2 separate regions of the Homo sapiens genome follow, and region 2 is linked to region 1. Evidence: chromatin loops called from intact Hi-C (ENCODE). Cell type or tissue: heart right ventricle. All regions are shown on one strand.

Region 1 (8,000 bases):
TTCTTCATGCAGTTATGCATATGTACACGTATGGTATATTAAGTGGATCATATTATATTTGCTGCTTTATAATCAACATTTTTTTCCTGCAACTCTGTATCCTGTCCTATGTCAGTTCACCGAATAGTAGAGCTTTATGCCTAAGACTGTGATAGGTGATAGGAAAGTACACTTAAAGGACATTTCAAGGCAGCATTCATAGTGATATGCAAAAATAAATTTCCTTGAATTTTTGGGTGGGGGAACTTACAAGATTTTATTCTTATGAAATATGTTACTGCTGTGTCAACACTTTGAAAGAGAGAAATTAATTCAGTCTTGTGATTGATACACCAGAGTGGCTTTGGCAATTGGTGGCATGACATCAAGTACAAGTAGGGTTCCAAACAGCCTGTTTTATCGATCTTGTTGAATACTTAGCTCTCTGACAAGCTCTAGCATGGATATAGTTTTTTTTTTTTACGTTTTCATTATGCAAAATTTTAAGCAATGGAAAGACAAGTAGTGTAGTGAACTCTAATTTACCCATCACCCAGGGTCAGCATTGCCTCTCTCCTTTCAAGAGGGAACTCTCTCATTCCCCATTGCCTCACTTCACCTTTTGCCTCCCAGATTATTTTAGAATCAAATTCAGACATATAATTTCAACTGTAAATATTTTATTAGCTATCTCTAAAATAGAACTCTAATGATAACGTGTTTGTGTTTTAATATCTAGAAAATTATTTATCCTCAAATATGTTGTCAGTGTTAATAGTTTCTCTGGTGTCTCATTAATATGCTTTTAAAATAATTTGTTTTAATGAGCATACAAATGAGGGTCATCTACATTGTAATTGATAGATCTCTTAAGCCACTTCCCAAACCTCCATTTCTCTTTCTTGGCTTCACTGGGTGATTTGTCTTGAATTCCTGTGGATTTTGCTGGTGGCATTTTCTTGGTGGTGTTTAACATTTATCTCTGTTCCCCATATTTCTTGTAAATTGGTAATGACAAAGGTTTAGTTAAATTCAGCTCTCCCACCTTCTCTTTCTCATTTCTGTTCTTTTTTGAAAGAATATTTCATAACTAGTGTTTTGATGGTAGTACATAAAGTCTCATTTCCTCTCTGTGATTTTAGCAATCATTGTTGATTGTTTTCTAGGTCCTTTTTTTCAGTGGGAGTTGCAGAATAGCTATATTCTGTTTCTTCATTCATATTAGCTAGATACAGTTTTTATCAGAAAGGCGGAATAAATGTTTAATTCTTTATTTGCTAGTTTTTAAATAGTGAATTGGTTCCCAAGAATCCTCCAGACTGAAAGAATGAGTGTTTCCCTGCCCCCCGCCTTTGGGTATCACTACGAATGCATTTAAACAGTTTTATATGTTTCCGTTCATTGAAGATATTATTTTTAACTGGCGCTCAAGTTGTTTGGCCATTGGAGGGACTTCTTCACATTGACTTCTAAATCTTTTCAACATAATCCTAGTAGATGGGAATAGTAACTTTGCCGTCTAGTGTAGTGTGATATGACAGTCTGCACTCTTGTGAGAATTCTTCCTCAGACTTGGAATCAGCCAATTTTTTAGGGAAGCTTTGTTAACAAAAAGTGACAAAAAAAAAGAGAGAGAGAGAGAAAGAAATAGTGCAGAGATTATAGTCTGGGCTCTAGTGATTCTCATTATTGTAGGCTTTTCAGAGCTGTGAAATACACACGAATATTTTCACAAGCTCATTCTCATTAAATTTAGGACTATAATGTTTTTATTTAATCTTCTATCTGTATCTTATTTTCTCACTGAAAATTCTGGTTCCTAGTGACACAAAATAATGATTCATTTGCTTTATTTCAAAAAAGGAATACAAAGCAGTCTCAGAATAACTATAACCACTACTACCAGTGATACAGTTGGTGACAATTTTACACTGAGCTCTTACTATTTTGAGGGTATATCCACTAGATACAAGTTACCATCTCTTAAAGCAGCTGGAATAATTTTTACTATGTAACAGTTGTGCTAGTATATAGATCCATGGTTAGGTTCATTTGTTGCACTTGATTTTCTAGTTGTGGAAATTGCATAAAATATTTTCCTGTTTTCTACCTTAGAATATTTACATGGTTCCAAAGCAAAATATGCAAAGCAGAGAATTTTTATAAAGTATGGCTTTCATCTCAGGCCCATTTATTTACCTAGTCCTCCCTTGCTGTTTGGGTAGATTTTTTATTTTTAGTTTTTGGTTTATCCTTCCATTTCTTTTTTTTTTTTTTTTTAAACATAAACAGTTATGTAACAGTTTTGTGTGTGTATCTGTGTATAATTTCTCACTCTTCATAGATTATTATACTCTCAGCACTTTTTAATACCTTTATTATTTATTTTCACTTAATAGTATATTGTGGTCATTTAATGGGAGTGTATAAAGAATAGCCTTTATTCGTTTTTTTTTTTTTTGCCGTTACAAAAAGGTATAGTGCTGTGTTGAAAAGTGTTTCTTGAAGTTGCTAGTTTATGTTTGAATAGAATTGTAGAAGCAGGATCGTGTGTGGTTTTATTAGTTAGTGCTAAATTCCTCCGTCTTAGGGTGATGGTTTGCGTTACCATCAGCAGTGTATGAGAGTAGCAGTTTCCCCCCAGCTTCACAAAACTTTGCTCTGTTGTGCAGGAGATTGAGCATCTGTTAAAGGCACTTTCAAAGAAGTTATGCTGTGTGTGTGTGTGTGTGTGTGTGTGTGTGTGTTGTGTGTAAAAGTCATTACTGTTATGAACACTGTTACCACCTTCAGTTTCCCAACTATTGTTTGTAGTGCGTTTTTTAATATTCTGACTGAAGCAGTTTATAAATAATGGTTAGACTTACTTGAAATGGTACCATTACAACATGTCTTAAGGCACACTAATTGTAATAACTTCTGGCTGGGCTTAAGAAACTACTTCTTAAATGTTTTTAAGTGGAAATATGCTTTGATTTTTCTGTAAGCTTAACAAGCTTTTCTCAGCTAGGGTTCCTCATCTGAACCACAGAAAATAGGAATTATTTCATTTTATTAAAGATGACTCATCAAGAGAACCATTATAGTTACACAGGAGAGAAGTTAACCACATATAATTTTTATGTCTTGGGCTGGGCATTGAAATTTGATTCTCATGTGGAATTCTTAGTTGAGAAAGGTGTACCCTGTGAGAAATGGTTTTTTTCTCGCATTTTATATTACTGCCTCTCCATCAAACCATATATATCTCCCCCTCTTCCTTCAGCCTCCCTTATTGGTACCATTTGACGAGATGATTAGGGAGTAGGAACTGTTACAGGTTGTTTGTTAGAGGGTTAATCTTACAAATTGTATTCTTATCAACTTTCATGAATCCAATTGAATAGTAGAATTCGCTATGAAAACAGATGAGTTGCTTTAGAAAAGTGGCAATGAAATGTATACTCTTGTATAACCTGGTTTAGAGGGAACCTTATTAAGTCATCGAGTCTAAACCATATTTGTGATACTTAATTCCATGATATTTCAGTAAGTAGTACTATAAATGACTGTTAGTCAGTTTTCATTACCTTCTACCATAGTTAATTTAATACAATCTGCGGCAGCAGTTATGTTTTTGAATGCCTGTGATTTTTTACCCTCAAGGAACTTTCACCCCTGGAAGACTGATATATTGACAGTGAACTGATGCAGCGGAGATGATATATACATTGTGCAGGAAGTCAAGAAGTAATGTGTTCTTTGAAGGTTGAAGGTTTTTAAAGGAAGCTGGAGAAGATTGAAGTAGGAGTTTACCAGGCAAATAAGTAAAATGGTATTCTAGACATCAGAAATAGAATCAACCAGGGTATGTTGCTATGTGGATGCTTGGTGTGTCTCAGTGGAAGGTATGGGGCACAGTGGAGTGTTGGTATTGGAGATAAGGCTGAGGTCTGAGGATAAAGGACCATGAACCTTATATCCAAATTTATTTCATTTTGAAAGCAGTGCATTGACACTCTTCTCTTTTAAAGATGAGAAGTTATATGATGTATTAATTGTTTTGGAAAGGTAACTTGACAGTAGTGGAAGAGATGGACAGAAGTGGGAAGTGACTAAAGGCAGAAGACAAATGATCAAGTCTCACACAACTCTGCCTAGAAAGTTCTTTCTTGTGTTAGGATAAAATCTTTGAAACTTCAGTCCTCTGATCTTAATCTACTTTGAATTCAAAACAAATATAATCTCTTAAACTTTAGAGACTTTGACATATTTAATGACAGTGCTTGTCTTAAAGGTGTTCTGCCCTAGCTAAAAGTTTATTGCCTAGTAGCCTTAGTTCTCTTTTTTGTTAAGATGTCATGTGATATGGTGTTGAATTCAACTTCAAAAGTGGTAGATTGGTTTGTTTTTAAAGAGAAAAGAAGACCCGCTATCCTTTTCAGTGCTTTTCAAACTGTCTGTGGTAAGAGACCCACTAAAAAAATTCAATCCATTATATCTTTTGGTGAAATACAATAAAATTAGTTACCAGAGAAGTGGAGTTTTAAAAAGACATATATTTAACCCCATTTAAAACTGTCTTTTATCAAGAGACATAAAATTATCCTGTCAGAATGCTCAAAGAGTTTCTGAACAGGCTTGATTTCTGTACTTGTAGGCTGCACTTCCGGCCGCACTGGTTTAAATGCCAACTGTGACGTGGTATGTTTGTTTCAGGATTGTAAACTAGCTCCCTGGTGTCCCTCCTCCTCTACTTTTGTTCTTCTCACTCCCTCATTTTTTTTTATTTTTTATTTTTTTGCTCTGTGTTTATAAAATAAAATTCATTTTAGATTATTGACTAGATTATTTTTAAGTTTGATTTCTGGTTACATGTTCATTAAGGACTCAAATGGCTTAGCTTTGTTTTAAGATAGAAGAGTACAAAACAGTGCAATAAAGATTAAATGTTTATTTCCGGGTTGATAATATCTCAGTACATTTATAGAGTGGAGTCACTGCTTTTTGCCCATTGTTAAGAAAGATTGGGAAGACTTGAAATAAAAAATTTATTTGAAAATACATTTATTAAAATTTGTGAGACACCCTTTGAGAGGTAAAAAGATGGACCCAATAAGAATAGACTTTTGTTTTTATTAGTAAAGTAATACTTTAACCTGTAAAACTTCATCTCATTACTCAGCCATAGATATAACTCCAGGATGAGTTAATTGCCCATGTCTAATGAAATGAGACGTGAGTCTCAGTGAAAAGGGAGAGTCCATTTTATCACTAGATGCTCTTAATGAGCCTTTTAAAATTAAGTCTTGATTGGATTGCAGTCAATTTCGTTAAGGAATATTTGAGCATCTTGTAGTTGTGTCTTATGTAACATTTTCTTTTTAGAGGATTCAGCTCTCTGTTGACAGAGTGAGTAGTGGAATGTTGCTGATGTGTATTAATGCTGCAGCAATTGATCTTTTCAAAACCCGTTAACCTTAGTTGGAAATAATTTTTCAGTCTAATATATTAACAACAAATTATTAGGCCGTTTCATAAGCCTAGGGAGCCATCCTATTCTATCCTATTAGTTTTAGTTTTCTGTTTATTTCTTCAGTTATGAGAGACCACTATTAAATTATTTTGTTGTTCTTTAGATTTTAAAACATGTAATTGTTAACTCTCGATTTTAAATACCTATAATTTTTAGTTTGGTGTTTTTAAATCACAGGTTGTTATAGGACATAGTTTGTGGGGCTGTGTTTAATGTTTAACAACAATTGTGAATCTCAGATTGTTGAAATTATTCTTCATTTTGTGAATTGTTACGTTTAACTATTTTTAAAAACAGTAATAGAAATTATAGCAGATAGTGAAGAATGTTTTTAAAAAGGTCTGCAAAAACTTAAGATTTTTGGTGAATTAAAATAAGTATAAGGTAGTCTAAATATAGAGGACTAGTCACTTCAAATAGAAAAAAATTTTCTTAAAAAATCTAATGTGAAGAAAATTTGGAGTAATTTTATCTTTGTAACTAATAAGATTAATGTTTGAATAATAATTTGTGTTATCTCAGTAGTGAGATTATTGAATAATAGACAAGTGAGTAAACGGATGCCTATATGGATGCTTCAGGGTGTGTAATATTATCAAGTGTTACAACAGCACATTGTTTAGAACGTTTAAGATTTAAGACGAGTAAGTACTTTAAAAGGAGTCAAAAGAAGTGAAAGCAAATACTGAACCTCATCTTTTATAACATAAAAATGAATTTTTTCTTAATTATGAAAGCCTTTCACGTTTAGTGTAGAAAAAATTTAGATAATTCTGGTATTTTAAAAATCTAATCTTCCCCATTTAGCGCCGTTACTTATGTGTTAATACATATTTTGAGATCTATGTATTTGTGACCTGATATATTTTGTTTAAGTATATTACGTACTAAAAAGTCATCTACAATACTTTTTTTTTTTTTTTGAGATGGAGTTTTGCTCTTGTCACTCAGGCTGGAGGGCATTGGGCAATCTTGGCCCACTGCAACCTTCACCTCCTGGGTTCAAGCGATTCTCCTGCCTCAGCCTCCTGAATAGCTGGGATTACAGGCGCATGCCACCACTCCCAGCTAATTTTTTGTATTTCTAATAGTGACGGGGTTTTAATGTTGGTCAGGCTGTTCTTGAACTCCTGAACTCAGGTGATCCACCGCCTCGGCCTCCCAAAGTGCTGGAATTACAGGCATGAGCCACCGTGCCCAGCCTACAATACTTTTTAATGGTTATAAGTAGCATTTAATTGTACATATGTGTACTGAGGTATATTGTTTGTTGAAGTTTTAAAATAATTGTTTTTACTATAAAAATGCTGTGAAGAATATCTGTACTTTATCATTAAGATAAATGTGACTGGGCTCCATGGCTCATGCTTGTAATTCCAGCACTATAGGTGGGATTCCACCACTGAGGTGGGAGGATCATTTGAGCTTAGGAGTTCGAGACCACCTTGGACCCTTCTCTAACTTAAAAGTACAACAAAAAAAGATAAATGTGTAGAATTGGTTGGTTGAAAATGCATTTCAAAATTGCCTTTCAACTTCACTGTTTGAAATTGTAAGCTCCCTCAGAAAATGAAAATGCTTATGTAACGAATCTTCTAAAAAATCACTTTTTTAAAGGGACAAAAATATAGACAAAAATACAACAAACATACTTCTGGTTAACAAGGTTAAAGCTTATCTGTTTCACTTGTTTATTGCCTAACATTGCTGCCATCTGTAAACCCCCACTTTGTATTTTCTTTTCATCCTCATTTTGAAAAAATAAAAAATTATACATGCAGAATAATTACAAGGCTAACAAAGTGAATTTGTGTATACCTTCAACCTAAATTTGCTGTATACCTTGGCCCTCCATACTGCAGGCCCCACATCCTCCAATTCAGCCAACCACAGATCAAAAAATATTCGGGAGGAAAAATAATAAAAAATAATAATACAACAATAGAAAATAATACAAATAAAAAATATGGTACAATGATTTACGTAGTCTTTGCGTTGTATTCAGTATTTTAAGTAATCTAGTGATTAAAGTATATGGAGGATGAGCCTGAGTTCTGTGCAAATACTGTACCTTCCTATATCAGTGACTTGAGCACTGGTAGGGAGGCGGTCCTGGGACCAATCCCACAGGGATACTAAGGGACAACTGTAGTAACGTTTTGTTCATTTGTGTGTACACACAGTGTTGATTTTTTATTTGGAAGTTCACCTACTTGCTGAAACTTATGTGTAACCCTCAAATCATTACTGGCGACACTTTCACGGTCATTCAGACACGCACACAGTGGCAATAAAAATCTGAGTCACCCAAATGCTCTTTTTTGATATTGAGATAGAACAAGATGACACACCACCACCTTTTTACTTCAGTTCATACACTGTTAAAAAAAGTTATTTTCATGGTCTGCTTAGTGTCACGTTTTGGGTTTTTTTTTTGTTTTTGTTGTTGTTGTTGTTATTGTTGTTTTTGTGTTTTTTGACTGTTTATTATGATTTTGCTGTTTAA
Region 2 (8,000 bases), 52 kb before region 1:
TCCAGCCTGGGCAACAGTGTGAGACTCTCAAAAAAAAAATTAATAAATAAGATAAATGTTAATTATATAGATAATCTTTAAAAAAATTAAATTTTACAAATGAGTAATATTTTCCTAAATATGTCATAGGAACTAGCTTTAATATTATTATTGGAGAAATACTTCTTTCCTGACTTTTTCCCCCCTCAGTATTGTGACTTATTAAGAAAGGTAAAGTCAGGTAGAAGTTTAATATAAAAATATATTTGATTATTTGTACAGATGGTAAATTAAACTGTAAAATAAACCATTAACTTTTAAATAATGGAATAAAAGATGGGTACTTAATTATCCAACACTTAAAAATGATTTTTTTAAAAAATTGCAACTTGTGTATATTCTGTATATTGACTTTTTATCTCACAGTGAATTCACAATAATACTGAATCTAGACGTTAATAGATTAGTTGCATATTATCCAAAAAACATAAAGCATGACATTTCTATAGAATTTAGTTTCTGTAAGTTACGCAATTGTTACAGGTTTTTCCTGTGAAGGATAGGCTGCTACCTCAGGTTGAAGAAGCTAATGTTGGAGTGAATGTGGTGGTTGCCTTAGAATGATTTTGCCGGCAGCAGTGAAAAATGTTTTCCTTATAGTTCTTGTGCAGCAGGCCATGGAGTAAAGCACATTTTTATAATAAAGGTGATGAATTTAATCGCAAACTGGCAGCCTAATGGAAATTGCAGACCTTGATACTGGGAGAAAATTGCCTATAAAGCAACTCTTGAGAGAACAGGCTTTAAATTTATCCACCCATTTTGACATTGAGGAGAACATTGGAATCATAGGGTATTTTGCTTGGCCTGCTTAGTTCAGATGAATGACACTTGAGTATTCTATTTAAGTGTTAGAGATGGTTTAAAGTTAAGTTTTATACATTAAAGCCTTTAGCACATGCATTTTTGTATTTTATAAAGTATTTAAAATTTTGCTGGTTTTTAACATTTTAGTAGATGATATGCCTAATGAAATCCATTTGCCACGTTTCTAGTCATATGCCGTGTATTTCATGTTTCTGCTGTATATATGAGGAACTGCAATCTTAAAGGATATAGAATATTGTGGGCTTATAATTAACACTACTGACAGAATGTTTGTCATATAAATGATCAGTCTTTACTATTTTCTATTGTATTTAAGCCATTTATATTATAATATTTAAACACAGAATGGTAGAAAATTTCTATTACAGGAAAATCTGGGTTTTTGTCATTTTTTACTCTAAGTGACTAATGTTTGTAATTTCTTAGGAATAACCAAACCCTTGATTCAGTACACACTATTTAAAGTGTTTAATCCAGAATTTAGGTGCATTGTAGTGTGTATTTTGAGATGCCTGTTCTGTCCCGCAGTATACATGCTTGTTAACAGATAGCTAATGTCCAAGTTCAGAGAATTATTTGTGGCTATTGGAAACATTTACCCATCCAAGCAAGGTAAATGTTTAAAATGTAGAAATGCTGATGTAAAATATAAAAATAACATTTCTCATTATACTTATTGAAACTACTGGGGTTTAAAGGTAAAGAAGTGTTAACTTCTAGAAGGTTATTCGATTTTGCTTCCATACACAACCCTGATTCTTTTGACTGTAGTTTTGGGCAGCATGGTACATTACATAATAAGGGTATAGCTGTGGTAGATCTTTGTTCTCTTTAGGTATAGAATTGGAGAAGTTTAAGTTTAAAGCAAGTATGAGAGCTTAATATTTTGATGGAGAAAGCAAGAAAAACGTTTTACAAATTCTCTATTCAGGGAACAACTTACTGAGGTGGTCATGAGACTGAAGGTATGAAAAGGAAGAAATGGCAAGGTGCGGTGGCTCACACCTGTAATCCCAGCACTTTGGGAGGCCGAGGTGGGCTGATCACTTGAGGCCAGGAGTTCAAGACCAGCCAGGCCAACATGGTGAAACTCCATCTCTACTAAAACTACAAAAATTAGCTGGGCGTGGTGGTGTGTGCCTGTAGCAGGAGAATCTTTTGAACCTGGGAGGCCGAGGTTGCAGTGAGCCAAGATCACTCCATTGCTTTCAAGCCTGGGCGACAGAGCGAGACTCCGTCTCAAAAAAAAAAAAAAAAAAAAAAAAGGGAAGAAGAAATAGAAGTATTCCTTTTCTTGCTAAAGCAAGAACCAGTAAATTGTATATTTTTCATTGAAAGTAGTTCCATCTAAATTAAGAGCCTGACTTTTTGGAGAATGATTACATTCATAGGAGAAGAGCATGTAATGTTGGAGATACATTTGAATGTTTAGCCATCTCTCAATTTCCATGGAGAGGAGAGTTCAAAATAAATCAACTCTTTAATTCCCTTATCGGTGACATAGATACTTGGTCATTTGTTTTATTTGGCTGAAGGAAGCTGTGGCAAGTTGAGAATTCAGAGGTAAAGCCTTTGTGAGAGAGATGATGTAGTTTAATTATTTTAACTCTAGTTCTCCTGATCCAGGAAAGCTTTATTTTTACTTTCAGATGAAAATTAAAATTTGTTGCAATTTAACGTGTAACACGAAGCTAGAATAAGGTATATACATAAGCTATATATGTATATAATTTAAATGATACAAGTGATGTATGTATACATATAGTACTTATGTTAAAATTTTACTGTTTTTCTGTAACAGGCTATAAATTTAGTGTATCGATTATCAAAGTATAATTAGCTGAATATAATTATTTGTTTATGAGATGATACTAAATTCAGTTCCCATAGATACTGGTGGTGATTTACTTTTTAAAAAGAGTTTTTCTTGTTATGTGCTTAAATCCACACCCGAAATGTAGCCATAATTTAGTTCAAGATTGTTTATGCCACAGTCTGGAAAACACCTGAAGTAATTGAGATTTTTGAGTGGTTGTGAATGGATTTTAGAATCATGTGTTGAACAGTGACATCACTAAATTAGCCATAGTAATGTTACTGTTTCACATTGAGGGTTTCAGGTGTGATGCTTTTCAGTTTTTTGTTTTTGTTTAGATAACTATTTTAGGGTTTGAGTTATAGTTATGCAAATTTACATTACGGTAATGCAAATATACCTTCCAAACTTGTGTCAATATGTATTAGACGCTAAAATGCCCTCCCCTCCCATCTCTGTTTCCCTCAAATTATTCATTTGTGGTTAAACTAATTTTAAACTCCGGAAAAGTGGTTAAGCCAAAAAAGGTCAGATCCTGGAAGAAAAAGCTCTGACCTTTTAAAAAGAGTGTTGGAAAAGTATTTGACGGTCATTTTCATAAGCTAAATGTACTGTGAGGTTTGTGTTTGAGTAGCTTTTAAGGTTTTCTGGATTATGTGGTTGAATTTTAAGGAGGAACTTAGTAAAAATGAGTTGGGAAAATTAACCTGTTACATTCTACCTTCCTTTTGCTATGTATAGTAGATCTACATGTGAGAAGTCATTTGCAAACAGCATTTGTTAGGTGTCTTTTCTAAGTATTTTTTATGCCTACAAAGTCTGGGAAAAGACCATTTTCAGATTTCAGATAATATTTCAGATAAATAATGATCAGATCAGTAGATACTGTCTTTCAGATCTATCAGAACACAGTATTTCCAGAATATAATTTTACATCACAGTCATCATTTATAATGACATTGATGACCAGTACTATTATTATTTTAAAGAGAAAGATATATATACACATACACATAAAGTCATGCATTGCTTAAAGACAGTGATAGATTCTGATAAATGCATCATTATGCTATTTCCTTTTGCGAACATCATAGGGTGTACTTGCATAAATCTAGATGGTATAGCCTACTACACACCTCAGCTGTATGGTATAGCCTTTTTTGTTCCTAGGCTGCAAACCTGTACAGCATGCTACTGTACTGAATACTGTAGGCAGTTATAACACAATGGTATTTGTGTAAACGTAGAAACATTCTAAACATAGAAAAGGTACAGTAAAAATGTGGTATAAAAGATAAAAAATGGTATACCTGTATAAAGCACTTACCATAAATGGGGCTTGCAGGACTGGAAGTTGCTCTCGGTGAGTCAGTGAGTGAGTGGTGAGTGAATGTGTGAAAGTCCTAGGATACTACTGTGGATTTAATAAACATTGTATTCTTAGGCTGCCCTGAATTTATAAAAGATATTTTTCTTAAGTAATAAATTAACCTTAACATACTATAACTTTATAAACTTCTAAATTTTTTAAACCTTTGACTACAATTACAGTTTAAAATACAAATACATTATACAGCTGTACAGAAATATTTTCTTTATATCCTTATTCTATAAGCTCTTTTCTGTTTTCGAACTTTTCTATTTAATTTTTACTTCTGAGTCCTTTTTGTTGAAGACAAACACACACATTAACCTAGGCCTGCACAGGGTCCAGATCATCAGTTTCATCTTCTTTCACCTCCACAGCTTGGCCCACTGCCAGGTCTTCATGGGCAAGGGCTGTATGGCTTACCAGTGTGTCTCCAGCACAGTGTCTGATACCACAGAAAGATAGGAACTACTGCATTAATAATAGCAGATTCTTGAGCATGTATTACATGACAGACACCTACAAATATTTGTTGTTCAAGCGAAAGAATTTATTCTATCAAACTCAGAATTTTCGCTCTAGAATAATCCTTCGTGGTTTTTTTTTGTTTTTTTTTTTTTTCGGGGGGGTGGGGGACGGAGTCTCACTCTGTTGCCCAGGCTGGATTGCAGTGGCACGATCTCGGCTCAATGCACCCTCCGCCTCCTGGTTTCAAGTGATTCTCCTGCCTCAGTCTCCCGAGTAGCTGGGATTACAGGTGCCCGCCACCACACATGGCTAATTTTTTTTTTTGTATTCTTAGTAGAGATGGGGTTTCACCGTGTTGGCCAGGCTGTTCTCAAACTGCTGACCTCAGGTGATCCACTTATCTCGGCCTCCCAAAGTGTTGAGATTACAGGCATGAGCCACCGCGTCCTGAATCCTTTTTTTTTTTTTTTTTGAAACAGAGTCTCACTCTGTTGCCCAGGCTGGAGTACAGTGGCTTGGCTCACTGCAACCTCCATCTCCAGGGTGTGAGCAATTCTCATGTCTCAGCCTCCCGAGTAGCAGGTAATACAAGTGTGTGCCACCACGCCCAGCTAATTTGTGTATTTTTAGTAAAGATTGAGTTTTGCCATGTTGACCAGGCTGATCTCGAACTCCTGATCTCAAGTGATCTGCCTGCCTTGGCCTCCCAAAGTGCTGGAATTACAGACGTGAGCTACTGTGCCTGGCCTAGAATAATCTTAGAAGTCCTCATGGATGAGTAAATATGGATGGTGAAAAGCTTAAATGAGAATGTCTTGTCTGATTTTCATTCCACTTTTAATTTGAATATACCATTTCCTTTCCCCCCTCATTGTATATGTCTCTACTTTTTTGTTCTTTACTTTATTCATAGTTCTAATTTCTACTCACTGCCCCATCTTTTCCTTCTTCTCTATCTAGCTCTTACCATCTGTCATCACTGCTTTTCCCACTATCATGATCACTCACTCTAGCAGCAACCAAATTTAACTTTGGGGATGGAGCAGTAGTGCTGGAGAGGCCAAATGGTATGAGTAAAAGAATACAGCTTTTGGAGTCAGCTAGATTTTCATCTTTATGTGGTCTTTGGTGAAAGTACTTAATCCCCAAATCTCTCTTTCCTAACTATGAAATGAAGGTGAAAATATTACTTACCTGTAAGGGAATCTACCTGATAATAATGGAATAAAATGCTGACTTCCACCACAGAGTTCTTGGGGAGGCTTTTTATGTGGAAAGACATTAGACTTCATTACTCTGAATTCTGGATTTGTATCTCCTAGCCATATAGACTGAATGACTGTAGAATCCAACATAATGCTTTTAATATTGGCATAACTTCCTTAGTTTAAGTTATATGATGAGATGTAGAAACTCAATAAAAGGTAAAATTATTCTTTGTGTTATGAAGTATGTTTAGAGGTTTCTTTTAAGAGGTCTTATTTTGCTACTCTGCTTCAACTATAGTTTTTGTTCATTTAGTTTGTTATAGAACTGGGACCATGTCTGTATTTGCACATGACTATATTCCTAGGGCCTTGGCCAGTGCCTGGTACAGAGTAGGTGTAAAATACATAGTTGTTGAATGCATATACGAAAAAAATCATTATATTGTATCATTGGTAAGACAGTTTTTTTTTTTTAAAACAGGTTATACTTTATTCAGGTCAGTTCAATTTTGTAAAGTTTTTACTTTTAGGAAATTAAAAAGCTTTTATTTTATTATGTTCTGAATATATTTTTACTAAATATACTTTGAGTACAGGGTTAATTAGGACTGTGCAGGCTATGAATATAGGGTTTATGATAAAGCTCAGTAGGAGTGGATGATTGCAGTCCTTTTGTGCAATCCTGGCAGGAGCAGCCTTTTCCTTATTGGCTCGGTTTTTTTCTTAAAGCCAAGACTAAGCACATATTTAGATGCCTGTATATTTTATTTTCTCATCTGATGTAAGATACACTGGAAGAATTTAGCATTGATGTAATGAACATATGTTATTAGCAAAGTGTTCTAAACTTCTCAAGTCCAGAATAAAGAGACCAAGCCATTTGCAGAAGAGCACTGTGCATTTATATTACTTTAAAGGGAAGAGGAGTAAGCTAGCTAGAATTGTCAAGCAGATGCCATATTGATGCTTGAGTGAAGTTACAAGAAATATTTTTGGAGCTTTGCGTGTTTTTGTGCTAATAGTCCTAATATTTGTTCAAAAGGTGTTTTTTCTCCAAGGATGTAGATGTTACAAATATAGCAAAAGGCAAAAACAAAGCTATCTGCCCTCTCAGCTAACATTCTAATGTCAACAGGCAATAATCAATAAACAAGTACAGTAATGTATTAGGAAATATGAATTATAGAAATAAAATTGAAGGGTAAAGGGGATCTGGAGTGTTCCTATGGATTGAGGCAAGTTGCTGTTTAAAAATAGGAAGATCAAGGTTGGACTCCTTGAAAAACTGGAGCAGAAATCTGAAGGAGGTGTTAGTGTGAGCCATACTGCTCTTTGGGGAAAAGCTTTCCAAGGCAGGGAAAGAGTTACTGCAAAACCTTGAGGGCAGGGCTAGCAATTCCTTGTGTGGACTTGTAGCCAGGGACGGAGGTTAGGTTGGTTAAGGACATTTGATCAGAAGGGCAAAAAAGGTGAGGGCAAGGGGAGCCTGTGTGGATGCTGTAGGCTATTGTTTATCTTTGTAAGGACCTGGGCTTTTATACCAACTGAGATGGGAAATCATTAGAGCAGTGGTTCTGGGCATCCTTTTAGGGAATCTGTGAAATCAGACTATCTTTGTGATAATAAGATGTTATTTGCCATTTTCACCACCATTTACATACGAATGTACAGTGGAGTTTTCCAGAGGCTGCGTGCTATGTGATATTGCAACAGATTGAATTCAAGAGAAGAGAGAATCTAGCTGTCTTTATTAAAACAGACATTTAAAAGATTGCAAAAGTATAAAACTGACCTTTTCAGTAATTTGTTTAGTTGGAAAATAGGTTATTTTCTGTAAAATGTGCATTTTTGGTTAATATATAATAAGTTTACTAGTATTTTAAAATGAAAAAATAATTTAAACATTTTTAGTTTTAATTTCTAGCGTGGTAAGTTTTATTAGACATAACTTTCATGAACAGGGATCTCTTTGGGCTCCTCCAATTAATTTTTAGAGAGTGGAGTCCTGAAACCAAAAAGTTTGAACAGAGGAGTGACATCTCACTTGGATTTCAGCAGGCTAACTCCAAAGAATAAAGAATAGACTGACCAAGGTAGTGGTGGAAGCAGGTAGACCGGTTAGGTTAAGATTAGGTAGGAAATGATTGTGGTTAGAGCTGTAATGTTAGGGCTTGTGATGGTGAAGTGAAATTGGGGATATAGTCTGAAAGTTGAGTACACAGTATTTGCTAGTGGATGGAATATGAAGTGTGAGAATGGACTTGACATTGTG

The links. Hi-C counts contacts between places; a loop is a spot of excess contacts. Peaks named below come from ENCODE experiments on the same cell type or tissue, not always from the same donor. Only the 100,000 strongest peaks of a DNase experiment are listed, where the experiment ranks them.
Region 2: it touches region 1 in a loop (2.4-fold over the local background); 5 of 110 quality-filtered maps call a loop at or near these places.

What each region holds. Positions count from the first base shown.
Region 1 is chr6:163,486,732-163,494,731 of GRCh38, forward strand. All of the region lies in intron 3 of QKI (QKI, KH domain containing RNA binding), which reads left to right. Among named protein-coding and RNA genes, the nearest start is that of QKI, 76 kb to the left of the region's middle. In heart right ventricle, no CTCF peak of the experiment used is centred here; a DNase peak (open chromatin) is centred at 4,630; H3K27ac peaks cover 5,777 bases.
Region 2 is chr6:163,434,682-163,442,681 of GRCh38, forward strand. The region is part of intron 1 of QKI (QKI, KH domain containing RNA binding); the gene reads left to right. Among named protein-coding and RNA genes, the nearest start is that of QKI, 24 kb to the left of the region's middle. In heart right ventricle, no CTCF peak of the experiment used is centred here; a DNase peak (open chromatin) is centred at 4,436; H3K4me3 peaks cover 660 bases; H3K27ac peaks cover 2,056 bases.